Linked DNA regions of Homo sapiens: region 2 is linked to region 1. Evidence: chromatin loops called from intact Hi-C (ENCODE). Cell type or tissue: heart left ventricle. All regions are shown on one strand. Each heading gives the region's core, and the rest is flanking DNA. Links, peaks and the distances in the headings are about the cores only. Region 1 overlaps MPRIP (myosin phosphatase Rho interacting protein). Region 2 overlaps NT5M (5',3'-nucleotidase, mitochondrial).

Region 1 (5,368 bases), core at 90-5,089:
TAACAAAAACTCGTAATTTCCATATCATGGTTGTGCCATTGAAGCCAAGCCTGCAATCTGACCCCAATGGCAAGGCCTATGCAGGTGGGTTCCCTGCTGGTGTTCTCTGTTGGGGAAGGCGCTCCCAGCTAAGTTAACAGAGAAACAAGGAGTTTTGTTCAAGACACCTGAAGCAAAACCCAGACTGAAGGAAAAACCCAAACCTTACTCCTCCTCACACTCCATGTTACACATCAATCTGTGGTTGGCAGCCCCCAAGCCCTGGGGCAGGCCGGAGGCCCATGGTGAGCTGCTGTGCAGGCAGCAAGGAGGAGACAAGAGGCAGTGAGCAGGCCCCAGGCTCCCCTGGAGGCTGAAGACAGAGCGGGTAGGAGCTGGGTCAGCATGCTGAGTTGGCCTTGCTCCTGTACCCTGACCACTCCTTCCGCACCTCTGTTGTCATAGCTCTGAGGCCCATGGAGAACCTGGTGCAAGGCCTGCTCTTCCACTTGAGGCATGACACGGAGAACGAGACAAGCTCCAGCAAGACGTGGCCTCTGCCTCCGAAGTGCCACAAAAAGCAATGCCCAAAGCCAGAGGAGCGGAGGGTCCCTGCTGCAGCCCTGCCGCCTAGAGTCGGGAGTCTGCCTAGCCCGAGGTGGCCTCCTCCGCAGGGCCTCCTCCCAGAGCTCAGGATGCCATGGAGCCCTTGGTTCTGCTGGGACCAGAAAAGGGAAGAAACAGAATCTGTGTTCGACGGCCTGTGGGTCGGTGGGTGGGGGTGCTCACGGACACGAGGGCCTGTGCACAGAGGGACAGCTGGCATGGACGCATAGACAGAAACAGACAGCGCCTCAGAGTGACCAGAAGCAGAGGAGCACGGCCTCCGGAGGACGCGGCGCCTGGGCTCACCGTCACGGAGGGCTCCGTGGACCTCCTGTCCAGTGACTTGGCTCTTCGGTGTGGAGACAGGGGGGAAGCCGAGGCGTCTGGGAGAGGAGCTGGGGGGGCTTCATTGGTGAAGTCCTGTGGCAGAGAGCAGCCGCTGGTCAGTGCAGCCCAGGGCAATGTGGGCATGTGAGGGACGAGCTGGTGCTGTCCACCCCTCCAAGAGCCGCCAGGGCCTTGCTCCTGGCGAGGGGCAGTGATCTGCCTAGCCACCATAGCAAGTCTGCAGCAGGGCCAGGACAGGACCCGGGTCCTGAGATGCCCTGGTTGATAGAGCAGCCTTTTCTTTTGGATTCCCAGTCACTGTCACTTTCCTGGCCCCACCCCATCCTCCAGCTTCTCTGGGTCACAGAAGGAAGAGCCCTGGGCTCTGTGGTGGCAGGTGGCAAGCTGTGGGCCAGACAGTAGGCACTAGGCACCTTGTGAACAAGAGAGAAGCCAGGAGAAGATGAGCTTAGACTTGGCCGGCTACAAAAGCAGCAGGCGGGTGCCCAGGAGGATTTCAGAAGCCGAGTCTACCTTGGGCTGAGTGGAGAAACGAGGGGTGTAGTTGTACTGAAAGAAAGAGTTAGGAAGGTGTGACATTCAGCCTTGTTGCTGGGCTGTCTCAGATAGGAAGAGAGTGATCCTAATTAAATCTGGGATCTAAAATGCATGAGAATATCCTTCAGCAGAGACGGAGAAGGCTCTGATATGAAGCTGCAGGAGACAGGCCTGCTCTCAAGAAGTCACTATGCAGAGGAGGTGGTTGGAGAGAAGCCTGGCAGGAGCACATCCCAGGCCTGTGTGGAGGGGACTTGGCGCATGGGGTGCATGCTGACCCGCCCCCGAGCCACCCCTGAGGTGCTGCCCAGCCCCAGGAGCTCACCCGCTTCCTAGGGAACGCCCTCTTCTCGCTGCGGCCCTGGCGTGTGTCGCTGGATGGTGAGGGCCCCACTGCATTGGTCTCCATGTGCTCTGCCTTCTCAATGTCCAAGGCCTCAAACTTTTCAATCACCTGGGACCTCCTGCAAGAGAGGACACGAGGCCCTGAGGTGGCAGTGAGGTGAGCTGTGAGGTGGCAGTGAGCCGACTCCTCCCATGCCCGGCCTGGCCCGGGCCTGATTCCCCTCAGGCTTGCACAGCACCGAGGTTGTCTAGACACGTGCTCAGCTGACCCGAGCTCTGCCTGCACCCCTCCACGGCCCTCCCTCCCATCAGGCCTGCGCTTGCCCCTACCCTCTGCCCCCGCGCTAGAGGCCCTGCAGGCTCTGTGGTGCTGACCCACTCGGCATTCACACAGCTTGGCACCCGGCAGCCTCTCCTGAGCCACAGACATGATCAAAAGGCAACCACCACCACGGAAGGCAGCCTCCATTCTCATTGCATCCCTCATGGATCACAGTGCACCCCCCACCCCAAAATTTAGCAAGGAAGAGGCCCAGGAATTAACATTGTTTCTGCCAACAGTAAAAGGAATCAAAGACCAAATTAAAACAAAAACAAAGCAGGCTGATTTCATGTGAAAGGGCTGGCGGCCTCCTCAGGCTGTCTACGGCCGGAGACGGAGCTTAGATGGGGGCGAAGCGGGTGGAGGAGGCGCAGCGCCACCCAGCGGCACAGCAGGAGAGCGCAGAGGCAAGACCTGAAAGAAAACAAGGCTGGGAAATGAATACATGGAAGAGCGCTGCTTTTTCAAATCAAATAATGGTGAACCAAAATTATCCAAAGAATTAAAGAAGCAAAAACCCAAGGTAATCACTGAAGAGGGAGAGAGACCATGATTGTCCTCCAGCTGCAAGAAGTCACCCTGGTGGGGTCAGAGGTGGGGGACGCACCAGCTGAGGCTCAGCTCACAGGGCCGGGCCTGTTCTCCCAGGGGCACCTAAGTTACCTGGCGGGGAGGGTGTCACTGCTGCTCTGGACAAGAGGATAAGAACCCAGAGGAAGTGGGTGAAGGGCTCCCAAGCCTGGAAGCCTAATTATCTCCACAAGGAAGAGAGGAAACAAGATCAATTCCTGAGACCCCACCTCCCCCAAGAGGCCAGCTGCTTCTCAGGGAGTGCGAGGGAAAACTGGCTGCCTAAGGCGTCTTCACCCCCGGAGAGAGGAGGGCGAGGGCCCCGGGCTCTGCTTCCTCCCTGCGCTTAGACACAAAGTGTCTTCCTCAGCTCAGCTTCCTCCCTGTGCTTAGACACAAAGTGTCTTCCTCAGGAAAGAAGCTTGTGCCGGGCCAGCCTGCTAGAACCAGCAGCGGAGGCAGGCGCTGGGGTAGGGGAGCAGCAGAGGCCGCGGCATTGTGAGAGCAGGAAGCTAAGGAAGCTGCTGGAGTTCCAGGACACCCAGGGAAAGCTTGGTAAGTGCAAGCCAGGCGTCCACCACACTTGAGCGATTGTGGTGGGATCTTGGTGAGATTCAAGGCTCACCAACAGGCCACTTCCAGGATGAGGGCTCCTCTGCCCAACACTGGGGCCTAGAAAGCCCCAGGAAAGCAGTGAGGAACTGCTGGGCTTTAACCTCATGCAAATCGCATGCCGTGGTACTGTGGGGATCCAGACAGAGGAGTCGTGGTGGAGAAGAGGAAAGGCACTTGCTACAGTCACTCTGCATGGGGGCCTGGGGAGATCCTGTAAGACCACAGGCTCGCACACTGGCTGCCCTGATCTACTGGGCGAGGTGGAAAGTTATTACTTGGTGCCCTGGAAGCTGCAGGTGGGACAGCAAGCACCTTACTGGTCAGCACAGAAAACGGGGCCTGCACCCTGCAGCTCCAGGGTTCCCAGGGCACTAACCGCTGTGCTGAGGGCAGGGGGGTTAGGGCTACATGGGGAGCTGTCCTTGCTGCCAGTCACCAGCAGGCCAACCAGGAAAACAACTTCCCCCACTCAGCAGCCAGAGGTGACTCACTATCCAAGAAACACTCTGGAAGTCTGAGGAACGGACACATCGAAGCCCAGAACCGGTCAGGTTCAGATAGGCTTGCCTAGATGACTGTGGCTTGTCAAAAAACCAACCCTGTGGTCCCAGCAGTCTGGCTCCTGGGCACACCTATTGTGGCTGCCATTTCAGGTAGGTGTGGCCAAGAATCTCTTGCCAATTTGGAGATTCTGCTCTAATCAACCAGGGGACAGGAATCCAACCAAGCACAGGGTGGGCTACTAGGGATCCAGTGAGCAGGCCTCAGAAAGCGACAGCAGCCAATCAGATGTCACCAGGGTCAGGAGAAAGGGATGCTGCAGTATTAGTATGCAGAACTGGTGGGGGGTGGGGCCAGCACCAGGTGAAAACCCATCCCCGTGTGGCAGTGCATGCAGAGTACAAAGCCCCAGAGACTGCACCTGTCCCAGGCGACAGGAGACAAGAACGAGTTCAAAAGGAGTCTCTCCGAGAAGAAGCCAAGCCAAGCAGGTGTGCTGAATGCTAATTCTGTGGTCTGGCGCTAAACCAGGACATAGCTGATCCTGCTCTGGAGCCACCACGACACACAGCCTGCTTGCCAGCCAGCATGAAGCCTCCCCTGCCCACCCACTGGCCTCCTCCTCTCTCTAGCAAAACCCTTTACTTATATATTTTCTTAATTGCTTAAAAGAGCATCCTTGGCATCAGTCCTGGATCACAGGATGGGAGCAGGGACTTCCTGGCTAAGGCCCCACTGGGATCTGCACCAGCTATCCATTGTTGAGAAGTCACCTACTCCTGAGCCTCAGTTTTCACATCTATAACTGGGGGCGGTAGTAACAGATCCTCATCAGGCTACTATGAAACATTAAGGCAGCCAAGTGCTTAGCAGAGCACCCTGGGGCACTAGGCAGGGGCTGGGAACCACTTGGCTGCCCTTCCTTTCCCTAGGAAGTCAACGTGTCATTTTCCTCTCACCAGCAGTATCTCTGGGAGATGCTTCCTTATCCTGGAGACTAACCTGCAGGCTCACAGGCCTTTTCATCTGGGACGTTTGGAAGAGTGGGTGGGCTGTCAGCCAATGGTGGGTGCTCAGAAGAAAAGGGGGCAGGATGTAAAGACACTTCCCTCCACCTGCCCTTCGAGGCACGGGAGCCCATGGCTGCCTTCACCTGTCCCTCCTGGTAGCGTCTCTAACTCTGAGCTCCAGGTTGTGGCTGGGGAAGGGAGGACACTCTGAGAAGACTTCCAGAACTATGGTTTGAACCTCTTTTCTGGACAGTGAACCTTGGGAACCTAATGAAAACTATGGGTCTTCTTCCCAGAAGAGTGCCTAACCCTAACTCTCTTCTGGGAAGAATACTGTGAAATTGTTTTATTGAGGGGGCAGGTCATCATGGACCTCCAGAAGTCTGTAAGTCTATCCATAAACCTGGCTGAGGAACCCTGCTGTCAAGGCAAAGCCTCAGTATACAGATGCAGGGGTGCAAGCCTGATTGAAGGCGTGCTTGGGCACTTGCGTCTGGATTTGGGCTTGGAGGCCTCAGAGGACATCCAACTCTTT
Region 2 (5,368 bases), core at 319-5,318, 170 kb before region 1:
TGAGCCGAGATCATGCCACAGCACTCCAGCCTGGGCGACAGAGCGAGACTCTGTCTCAAAAAAAAAAAACAAAAACAAAAACAAAAACAAAAAACAAAAAACCTAAGTTATGGCCAGGCACGGTGGCTCATGCCTGTAATCCCAGCACTTTGGGAGGCCGAGGCGGGTGGATCATGAGGTCAGGAGATCGAGACCATCCAGGCTAACAGGGTGAAATGCTGTCTCTACTAAAAATACAAAAAATTAGCCAGGCGTGGTAGCATGTGCCTATAGTCCCAGCTACTCTGGAGGCTGAGGCAGGAGAATCGCTTAACCCGGGAGGCAGAGGTTGCAGTGAGCTGAGATTGCGCCACTGCATTCCAGCCTGGGCAACAGAGCGAGACTCCATCTCAAAAAAAAACAAAAACAAAACAAAACAAAACAAAACAAAAAACAAAACCCTAAGTTATGGCTGGGCACGGTGGCTCACTTCTGTAATCCCAGCACTTCGGGAGGCCGAGGAGAGCTGATCACCCAAGGTTAGGAGTTCCAGACCAGCCTGGCCAACATGGTGAAACCCCATCTCTAATAAAAATACAAAAATTAGCCAGGTGTGGTGGCGGGCGCCTGTAATCCCAGCTACTCAGGAGGCTGAGGCAGGAGAATCACTTGAACCCGGGAGGCAAAGGTTGCAGCGAGCCAAGATCATGCCATTGCACTCCAGCCTGGATGACAAGAGTGAAACTCTGTCTCGAATAAATAAATAAATAAATAAAAACCTAAGTTACAGCTGGGCACGGTGGCTCACGCATGTAATTCCAGCACTTTGGGAGGCCAAGGTGTCAGGAAGTCAAGCGGTTAAGAGGTTAAGACCAGCCTGGCCAACATGGTGAAAACCTGTCTTCACTAAAAACACAGAAATTAGCCAGGCATGTTGGCGAACACCTGTAGTCCCAGCTACTTGGGAGGCTGAAACAGGATAATTGCTTTTACCCGGGAGATACAGGTTGTAGTAGGGAGCCAAGATGGCACCACTACACTACAGCCTGGGGGACAGAGTGAGATTCTGTCTCATTTAAAAAAAAAAAAAAGGCCGGGCATGGTGGCTCATGCCTGTAATCCCAGCACTTTGGGAGGCCAAGGCGGGCTGATCACAAGGTCAGGAGATCGAGACCATTCTGGCTAACACAGTGAAACGCCATCTCTACTAAAAAATACAAAAAAAAATTAGCCGGGCGTGGTGGCAGATGCCTGTAGTCCCAGCTACTTGGGAGGCTGAGGCAGAACAGCATGAACCCGGGAGGCGGAGCTTGCAGTGAGCTGGGATCACACCGCTGCACTCTAGCCTGGGTGATGGAGCGAGGCTGTCTCAAAAAAAAAAAAAAAAAAAAAACAAAAAAACCCTAAGTTAGATCACATCAATCTCTCTTCAACTTCACCCTCCACCCACCCCTGCCACCCCCAACATGCTTCCTAAGTTCCAGTGCCAGCTGTCCAGTTCCTTTATGTTACTCAGACAAACAAAGGCCTGGCCCGGCTCAGGCATTGGCACCTGCTCCTCTCCTGGCCTGCAAGGCCTGTCCCGACTCTTCACTGGCCCATTCATTCTTACTCTTCAGGTCTGATGTCAATTCTCAGCTCCCTAGAGCCAGCTTCCCATTCTACCCAAAGCAGCCCCTTCCCTGTTTCCTCTGCAGCACAGCCCCTTGTTTAGTTCCTTCACTAAGCTTATCACAGTTGGAAATCATTTTAGTTTATATGTTGTCATCTTCCCTGCTGTGAGACCTGCCCTGAAACTGGAGACCTTAGGTGTGTTATTTACATATATATCCCCAGTGCTAGCACAGTACTGGGTGCATATTAAGTCGTAAAATGTATCTGTTTAATGAACCCATGAATAAACTGCCTCTTACTCTAGGCTTCACGACAGTGAGCACCATGTTAAAATCAGGTTTAAGTTCTTATCCTTCTAAATGAGTGGTTTCCTCCAAAATTGTTAAAAAAAAATTTTTTTTTAAATCAACAATTACTGTGGGATTATGCACATGAAGTTATTCATTTGGCAAATATTTTGAGTGTGTGATGTGCCAGGCATCATTCTGGGAACTAAGAATAGAGCCAGAACCAAGACAATCCCTGACCTCAGGGAGCTGACACTCAAAAGAGGAAGGGACAGACACAGACATGCAATTTCAGCTTAGAGTACACACTCAGGGTCATGGGACAGAACGACCAGGAGGGGAGGGCAGAGACCTCAGCTGCAGTGGTCAGGGAAGGCCTCTGTGAGGAGGCAACATGCACGGTTCTCAGTTTGAAAGAGAAAAACAATCTAGCTGTGTAAAGAACTAGGGCAGAAACATTCCAGGAAGATGCAACAAGAACAAAGGTCCTAAGACCAGAAACACGTGTGGCACATCCAAGGGGCAGGAAAGAAGCCAGCGTGACAGGAGCAGAGGAAGACAGAGGTTGGAAAGGAAGGCAGGGTCAGATGGCAGACAGCCTTCCCAGCCTGGCCAAGGGACAGCGGGATTTTACCACAAGATGAAGCCAGCAGAGGGCTTTCAGTGGGGCTAACATCATCTGAATTTGGTTTAAAAAATATCACTCTGACTGCTGGGTGGAGCATATCAATTTGTAAATCTATATTTAAATATGTAGGGGGGTGCACTTCAAAAGGTCTGGAAGCATACACACCAAATTCTTAACTAGAGCAAGAAGAGTGGGCCAAGGTGGGTATATGCAGGGAGAGAGGTCAACTGACACATTTTCACACACGCTCATGCTATTGGAGTCTTTTATAAGAATATATTCGGCCGGGCACGATGGCTCACGCCTGTAATCCTAGCACTTTGGGAAGCCGAGGTGGGTGGACCACCTGAGGTCAGGAGTTAAACACCAGCCTGACCAACGTGGTGAAACCCCGTCTTTACTAAAAATACAAAAAATTAGCCGGGCGTGGTGGCGGGCGCCCGTAATCCCAGGTACTCCAGAGGCTGAGGCAGGAGAATCACTTGAACCCGGGAGGCGGAGGTTGTAGTGAGCCGAGATCGCACCACTGCACTCCAGCCTGGACGACAGAGCAAGACTCCATCTCAAAAAAAAAAAGAATATATTCATATATTCCCGAACAATAAAAAGAATGGTCACCCCTGAAGATATTCCAAACCAAGCTCCTCAGAACCTGAGGCTCTGCCCAGGGAAGCCCTATCTCACGCGCAGAGCTGCTGGAACAGGGCAGGACGTGCCACAAAGGCCATCTCAGGAGAGTCCCCTGGGCGTCTGCTCAACTGTTCCCCTCCTACCTGGAGTCCCCTTGCCCTTCACTACCTGGCAGGTTCCTTTTCATTCCTCAAGATGGCAGCACAATGGCGTGGCCTCCCGGGGAGCAGCAGTTCCTGCCTGCCTGCCTGAGCCCCAACGCCACGATTACTTTGAGATCTATGTTCCAATGTCTGTTTACCAGGGAACTCTTTGAAGGTAAGAACTCTCTTACCTATTTGTGTCCCCGCAGCCCCTGGGATGAGGCTGAGCATGCAGCAGATGCTGGATAAATAGTCATGAGGGTGACTGATCAGCCTTGGTCTCTGCTGCTGGGCCCACATCTCTTGTACTCAGTGCCCACTTCAGCACCAGATACACAGTTATCCACTCAGTTACTGACGAGTCCCTTCGCTTTGTCTAGATACTGGGCACAAACTGACCATAGGAATCTTCTACCAATTTAAGAGCCAAATGGAGATAAAGGACCACTGGGTATGGTCTAGATTTGCATTCCCAAACGGGAATTTCTGCAAAGGTATTAATCGAGAAGCTATGAAAAAATGTTCCAGGCTAGAATACCTTTTTTGGTTTTTGGTGTTTTTTTTGAGACAGATTTTCACTCTTTTTACCCAGGCTGGAGTGCAATGGCGCAATCTCAGCTCACCACAACCTCTGCCTCCAGGGGTTCAAGCGATTCTCCTGCCTCAGCCTCCTGAGTAGCTGGGATTACAGGCATGCCCCACCACGCCCACCACACCCAGCTAATTTTTTATTTTTAGTAGAGACAGGGTTTCTCCATGTTGGTCAGGCCGGTCTCGAACTCCTGACCTCAGGTGATCCGCCCGCCTCAGCCTCCCAAAGTGCTGGGATTACAGGTGTGAGCCAGCACCCGGCCTAGAATATCTTTTTTTAAGAGACGGGGTCTTGCTCTGTTGCTCAGGCAGGAGTACATGGCGTGATCATAGCTCACTGCAGCCTTGAACTCCTGGGCTCAAGTGATCCTCCTGCCTCAGCTTCCCAAGTAGCTAGGACTATAGGGACAGGTCAGCATGCCTGGCTTCTTTTTATTACTATTATTATTTTTTTTTAGTAGAGACAGGAGCTTGCTGTGTTGCCCAGGCTGGTCTCAAACTCCTGAGCTCAGGTGATTCTCCTGCCTCAGTCTCCCAAAGTGATGGGATTACAGGCATGAGCTACCAAACCCCACCCAGGCTAGAATACATTTTTTTTTTTTTTTTTTGAGATGGAGTTTCACTCTTGTTGCCCAGGCTGGAGTACAATGGCGCAATCTTGGCTCACCGCAGCCTCCACCTCCCAGGTGCAAGCAATTCTCCTGCCTCAGCCTCCCGAGTAGCTGGGATTACAGGCATGCACCACCATGCCTGGCTAATTTGTTTGTATTTTTAGTAGAGACGGGGTTTCTCCATGTTGTTCAGGCTGGCCTCGAACTCCTGACCTCAGGTGATCTGCCCACCTTGGCCTCCCAAAGTGCTGGGATTACAGGTGTGAGCCACCGTGCCTGGCCGCTAGAATACTTTTGAAGAAAGCTGCATCCCTTACTACCCCAATGCAGTGTCACAAAGCACACAAGCACTTAAAAGCTCTGAAAAGTACTATGGTGAAGAAGCCAATCTAATCCATTGTTTCCCATACCGTGGTGGCTTAAGGATGCCTTTCTTGCGATATGCCTATTAAATCTTACAGAGCGGCAACAGCAGCAGCTAGCATTTGCTGAGCACCTGCTATGTGCCAGGCACATATACTGAGGACTTTCTCCTTATCTCCATTTTACTGAAACCCAGAAAGTTTAATAACTTGCCTGACATCTGGGAATGAGATTCTGGGGAAGTGAGGATGTGAGCCTGGGCAGCCAATGTCCAGAACCCCACTCCAAACCACTGTGCCCTGCAGCTCCCCAGGACACAGTCATGTGGCTGCAGGTCAGCACATGCTGATCCAGGCCACGAGCAGGGTTTTGAAAGCTTAAGTGTGAATGCTGTACACATATTCTTTGCCTCTCAGACTCCTGCTACAGGAACACGATACATCAAGTTCATACCATAAACCAGAATAAAATTCACTACTCTGCAGGACTTGGACTCACATCCAAAGATAAATTACTACCAAA

The links. Hi-C counts contacts between places; a loop is a spot of excess contacts. Peaks named below come from ENCODE experiments on the same cell type or tissue, not always from the same donor. Only the 100,000 strongest peaks of a DNase experiment are listed, where the experiment ranks them.
Region 2: it touches region 1 in a loop (3-fold over the local background); 25 of 110 quality-filtered maps call a loop at or near these places.

What each region holds. Positions count from the first base shown.
Region 1 is chr17:17,139,193-17,144,560 of GRCh38, reverse strand. MPRIP (myosin phosphatase Rho interacting protein) reads right to left here. Exons shown (of 24, transcript NM_001364716.4): 8 at 1,796-1,934; 9 at 892-1,005. Among named protein-coding and RNA genes, the nearest start is that of PLD6, 64 kb to the left of the region's middle. RefSeq lists enhancers at 1,516-2,057, 2,058-2,600, 3,301-3,891. In heart left ventricle, for the core only: a CTCF peak has its summit at 2,510 (motif pointing left); a DNase peak (open chromatin) is centred at 2,490; H3K27ac peaks cover 240 bases.
Region 2 is chr17:17,311,757-17,317,124 of GRCh38, reverse strand. All of the region lies in intron 2 of NT5M (5',3'-nucleotidase, mitochondrial), which reads right to left. Among named protein-coding and RNA genes, the nearest start is that of NT5M, 11 kb to the right of the region's middle. In heart left ventricle, for the core only: a CTCF peak has its summit at 3,331 (motif pointing right); a DNase peak (open chromatin) is centred at 3,334.